Linked DNA regions of Homo sapiens: region 2 is linked to region 1. A link is a loop called in an ENCODE intact Hi-C map of the cell type or tissue named here. Cell type or tissue: PC-3. All regions are shown on one strand. Links, peaks and the distances in the headings refer to the core of each region. The heading gives the core; the rest is flanking DNA.

Region 1 (2,924 bases), core at 143-2,642:
GCAGAGTTGGTGCCACATGAACAAAATGAGAGAAAGGCCCCTAAATGTCCAGCTTGAGGAAGTGAGTGAGTGTGTGCTGCTCCAGGAATGGGACAGGTTACATGAACTCTGAGGTCTCTGTTGGCTCTGAAATCTGGAATTCTAGGCCACCATGAGCCTTAAGTGCTCTCTGTGGAGTCAATATTTTCATAGATGGAGTGTTATGCAGCTATGGAAACACCTTACAGCATAGCGATTTATCAGCATGGCTTTGGAGTCAAGCAGACTTGCGTATTTTTCTTAGCTCCAATTAAGTTGATAGTCCCTCTAAGCCTCATACATCTGATCCATAGAACTTGGATAACATAATATCGACACATAGAGTCACTGTGAGAACAAACTGAGAAGATGTAGAGAAACATTTAGCCTGCTGGCCAGCACCTTATCACCATCATCAGCATTAGTATAGAACATTCTGTATTTGAGAGGAGGTCTCACTATGTTGCCCAGGCTGGTCTTGAACCCCTGGGCTCAAGAAATCCTTCAGTTTCAGCCTTCTGTGTGTCTGGGATTGTAGGTGTGAGCCACCACATCCACTTCATTTCTTAATTAGCTTTCTCTAAGAACAAAAAAAAATTTAGTATAAAATTATGTATTTTTAGTAAATTTAAAGTTGAATTAAAATATATGAAGCATGAAGAAATAACTATAAAAGTATTTAATCTTTTTACTTTAAAAATTTTGTTAAATGGATTCTTGTGTTTTTTTAAAAAAAATCTCATGTCGGCTGGGCACGGTGGCTCACGTCTGTAATCCCAGCACTTTGGGAGGCTCAGGTGGGCGGATCACGAGGTCAGAAGATCAAGACCATCCTGGCTAATACAGTGAAACCCCCTCTCTATTTAAAAAAATACAAAAAATTAGCCAGTCGTAGTGGCGGGCGCCTGTAGTCCTAGCTGCTTGGGAGGCTGAGGCAGGAGAATGGCGTGAACCCAGGAGGTGGAGCTTGCAGTGAGCCGAGATCATGCCACTGCACTCCAACCTGGGTGACAGAGCAAGACTCCGTCTAAAAAAAAAAAAAAAACTCAATGTCTCCATTAAATGAATGAATTTGAATTTAGATTACTTATATTTTTCTCTATTATTTACCACCACTTGTTAAAATAAAGTAGCAGCAACAGTGATATGTCCCAGGGTGTAGATTTTCCCCTCTGTGTGTAACGGCAAGGTATTCCCCTCTCAATCCATCACTCAATTCCCCCATCCCATGCCCTGCCTCCCTCTCTCTCTGTCTCTCCCTCTCTTACTAGAAGGCTGTAATTAACTTCTGCACAGTAAATATTTGTGTTCCCAGACCTGTCACAACTTTTGGTTTTAAGGAAGTTTTCAATAAATGCTTCTGAAATGAAAGAATTAATACATGAACCAGGATGAAGCCCCTATTCTGTCCATCGAGGAAAAAAAAATGATTTTCAGTTCTCTAGGTTCATTTTTATATGTGATAAAGACAAAACATTTCCAAAGGACTAAGAAGATGCCTATGGTATGACTAAATGTCTACATTTCATGAATTCCAGTATTTCGAGATTTTCTCAGCTACATGCCTAAATAAACATCACCTTCAATTTCTTGTAAACCTATAAACCTAAAGCATACCAAGCCGACTTTGCTAAATAGAGCTTTGCTTTTTTGGTTGTTTTTTGGAGACGGAGCCCTGCTGCTCTGTCTCCCAGGCTGGAGTGTAGTGGCGAAATTTCGGCTCACTGCAACCTCTACCTCCTGGGTTCAAGCGATTCTCCTGCCTCAGCCTCATGAGTAGCTGCGATTACAAGCACACAGCACCATGCCCGGCTAATTTTTTTGTACTTTTTCGTAGAGACGGGGTTTTGCCATGTTGGCCAGGCTGGTCTTGAACTCCTGACCTCAGGTGATTTTCCTGCCTTGGCCTCCCACAGTGCTGGGATTGCAAGAGTGAGCTACCGCACACGGCCAATAGAGTTTGCTTTTAAGGGATGTCGTATGTGATATTTCCATTGATGTATTTTGGTACAGATTTCTGTTATTAAAGTTCAGATCTATATTTGATGACACCTAAGATCACAACAATCCCATCTTCAGAGGTGCTGTGTGGTCCTGTGAATCACTCCCTGACCATAAAACCCTCTCGGGGCAGCAGTACTGTCAATATAATGTGCCAACTGGACTCATTCAAACCAGGATATGCAGTGAATTGCCAAAAATTAAGCTGAGTTTTTTTGACAGGTCACTGCATTTTTTTCCACTTAAGTTTCTGGTGTTTATTCATGGCAATAGTAGGGGGTCAAATGTTCCTATGGTGCAATACGGTACTTGAGAAAAACCTGGCATGCAAAATGGCCATTCCGCCCAGGTCATTTCTTGTGGGCATGTTTGAGACAAACTGGTCCAATGCATTGGTCACTGGTGTTAACCGGGTTGAAACTCATGTTTGCTGACTGAAAATATTTGTTATACATTTGCTTTTGTTATGTTTCATTTTTCAATCAAATTCAAGTCTGGCAAGTAGTTTTGGGTTGAGGCAGGATTTATCCACCCATCAGCCACCACTATAAATCTGCCAGTGAGAAATTGAGTAGAAACCATATGGAGGCCTTTCAGAGGTTTTCACAACACATGAGGCATTTTATGCTTTTAGAATATTTATTTAACCAAAGGAAGCACATGGAAAATGGGAGGAAATGGACATCAATTTGTGTTTTTACTAACTTCCCCCACAAAACCTTTTGGATTATATAGTTTAAAAATACAGTTTTAAAAATCTTGTAGGGAATTCCAGTTAAATATAGTTTAAAAGAGTGGTTAGGACTCACCCTATTTTTATTTTTAGGTAGAATTCAATAAAATTATCTTGTGGTAACCGTCTTACAGACAAAAATCTATTTGAATTTTACACTTTGGTGTGTCCA
Region 2 (2,924 bases), core at 262-2,761, 1.0 Mb after region 1:
GACTGAGACAGAAGGATCGCTTGAGTCCAAGAGTTCAAGCCTGCAGTAAGCTATGAATCTGCTACTGCACTCCAGCATGAGCAATAGAGAAAGAGTCTATCTCAAAAAAAAAAAAAAAAATGCATTCATAGCTGATACAGCAACTTACCAGGGCTGTGTTTACCTGGTTACAGAATCATAGCAGAGTTCTCTCACAGTTTGGTGGTGGCCTACACAGGAAATGTGAACGCCCATCCTTCAGAGACAAGAGGAGCACTGTGGAAAGGCTTGCCTCTTGGGATCCTGGCCAACTTAGGCCAGCTCACCTGCCTTTTGCCTTCTACAGCCACCGTGTTCCAATAAATTCCACATTTAAGAGTCTGTGTTCTAGCTTAGTGAGAAGGCACAGTGACTGGGAGTAATATGGTTTGGTTCTGTGTCCCCACCCTAATCTCGTTTTGAATTGTAATCCCCACATGTCAAGGGAGGAACCTAGTGGGGGGTGACTGGATTATGGGGACGGATTCCCCCCCTTGATGTTCCGATAGTGAGTGAGTTTTCAAGTGGTCTTGTTTGGTAAGTGTCTGGCACTTCCCTCTTTCTCTCTTTCGCTCTCCTGTGACTGTGTAAGATGTGTCTGCTTCCCCTTCACCTTCCACCATGATTGTAAGTTTCCTGAGGCTTCCCCAGCCACGCGGAGCTGTGAGCCAATTACTCCTCTTTCCTTTGTCAATGACCCTGTCTCAGGGAGTATCTTTATAGCAGTGTGAGAGAGGACTAATCCTCTATTAGTCAGATGGGCTTCTGTTACTGATTGAGTTCACATGGGGAGAGGGGCCAAATGTGGAACGTGTTGGCCCTGGCTGGCAGAGGCCTGAGGGCCTTTCAGGGAGAGCCTGGCCTCGGCCAGGCAGAAGGAGAAACAGCAGAACCACTGTGCCGTGAAGGCCAGTGCAGGGATCAGGGAGAGAAAAGGGCTTAGGGAACCCAAGAGAGCGTCCCAGAAATCTCTGCAATGACAGAGCAACCTGAGGAAGAGCTTGACTGGCCCAGCAGACTCATGCTGCAGGCTGTGCCCGGGAGGGGGCCAAGAGCATGGGTGGCAGCTGAAAAGGTCAGCCAGTAGCCAGAGAAAGGTGGAAGGAAGGAATTGCCCCAGGACAAAAGGCAAAGTTAGGATCAATGTTAGTGAAACAACCCAAGTTGGATAGCTTTCCGAATCTGGGGCACAGCCATTCTTCACAGGGGACAAACGCATGCTTTTATAGCACCATGTTTATCATGCAGGTGAATCATACACTGATTTAAATTAGAAAACCAATTTCTAATATTTTCACCCCTAACAAGCCCATTTTTAATTAACTAGCACTCCAGCAGTAGTTCTTACCATGCTTACATGTTAAAAGCACTTGGGGTATGTTTTTGTTTTTTTTTTATCATTACCAATGCCCATGTTGCACCCCAAACCAACAGAATCAGAATTTTGGGGGGTGCCAGCTGAGAATTCAAAGTTTTCTAAAACTTCCCCAGGCAATTCCCATGTGCCGCCAGAGTTGAAAACCAGTGAATGTAACTGAATGTGGTATTATCATCCAAAGTGAAATATATGCAGATACAGATCTGGATATGTAGATGTATTTATAGATATATAAATCTGTAGATCTGTAGACATATAGATCTATATAGATATATAGAAATAGAAATTAGCTAAGCAAACTAGCTATTGTCATCTAACTTGACTAAACAAAAGCAGTTATTTTTTTCTTTTTGTCACCCTGAGAGGTATTTGGGAGATGACAGGAGTGCCCTCACCTGGCCCCAAGAAAGAACTTCTCAGTACACAGTTTTTGATAACTGTTTTTTCACCTATAAGGAAATAACAAAGAATTGTGCACATAGGGTATAATTCTATTAAACTAGAAATTAAACCCAACCTGTGAAGTTAGGAGGAATCAATAAGGTGGATGTGTTAGTTAGTAAAGATATTCAAATATTATCTTCCTACCAAAAAGACACCTGCACTCATATGCTTATTGCAGCATTATTCACAATAGCAAAGACATAGAATCAACCTAGGTGCCCATCAACAGTGGATTGGATTTTAAAAATGTGGTACGCTATACATTGTGGAGTACTATGCAGCCACAAAAAGAAGAATGAAATCATGTCCATTGCAGCAACATGGTTGCAGCTAGAGGCCATTATCCTAAGTGAAATAACACAGGAACAGAAAACCAAATACCACATGTTCTCACTTCTAAGGGGGAACTACACATTGGCTACATATGGACATAAAAACAGGAATTATAGACACTGGGGACTCCAAAAGTGGGAGGGAAAAAAGAGGGCAAGATGAAAAACTTTCTATTGGGAATTATGTTCACTATTTGGGTAACAGGTTCAATAGAAGCTTAAACCTCAGTATTGCACAATATATCCATGTAACAAACTGGCACATGTATTCCCTGAATTTAAAAAATAAAATAAAATAAAATATTCTCTTCTTGTTCAGTAGATGTTTATGTATTGAGACCAACTCAGCTGGAAATGAAACCTCAGTCAGTCTGCAGAGACCAAAGACAGGCCTGACTTTCTAAGACTGGGTGCAGGGTCGTATTGTAGCCCAGGAAGCAAGGGTCAAGCCAACAGTGGGTCAGGGGAATCCTGAATGCGTGTCAATACATGTGTCTTCACCTCACCTCTTTAAAAGGAACCTGATAGTACCTTACCTCATGCTAGCACATTGTTAAAGTTGTAGAATTATAAGATAGCATTCATTTGGTGCAGAAATCTGCTCTGTCTCTGGGTATCATACAAGAAGTTAAGAGTCCTTAACCAAAGCCCCAGAAAGTGAAATCCACTTTCCCAAGTAAGTGCGGAGGTTTTCCTGACTCTGGCTGATGTATATGATGTTAGAGCTTCACTGCTACATTCATCATTATTCT

The links. A loop is a pair of places that touch in the nucleus more often than their neighbours do. Peaks named below come from ENCODE experiments on the same cell type or tissue, not always from the same donor. Only the 100,000 strongest peaks of a DNase experiment are listed, where the experiment ranks them.
Region 2: it touches region 1 in a loop (7-fold over the local background); 1 of 110 quality-filtered maps calls a loop at or near these places.

Annotation. Positions count from the first base shown.
Region 1 is chr10:36,670,495-36,673,418 of GRCh38, reverse strand. No RefSeq gene overlaps it. Among named protein-coding and RNA genes, the nearest start is that of ANKRD30A, 450 kb to the left of the region's middle. In PC-3, for the core only: no CTCF peak of the experiment used is centred there; DNase peaks (open chromatin) are centred at 1,568 and 2,158; H3K4me3 peaks cover 869 bases; H3K27ac peaks cover 1,586 bases.
Region 2 is chr10:35,631,090-35,634,013 of GRCh38, reverse strand. No RefSeq gene overlaps it. Among named protein-coding and RNA genes, the nearest start is that of MIR4683, 8.7 kb to the left of the region's middle. In PC-3, for the core only: CTCF peaks have their summits at 1,580 and 1,783 (motif pointing left); a DNase peak (open chromatin) is centred at 1,783; H3K27ac peaks cover 1,284 bases.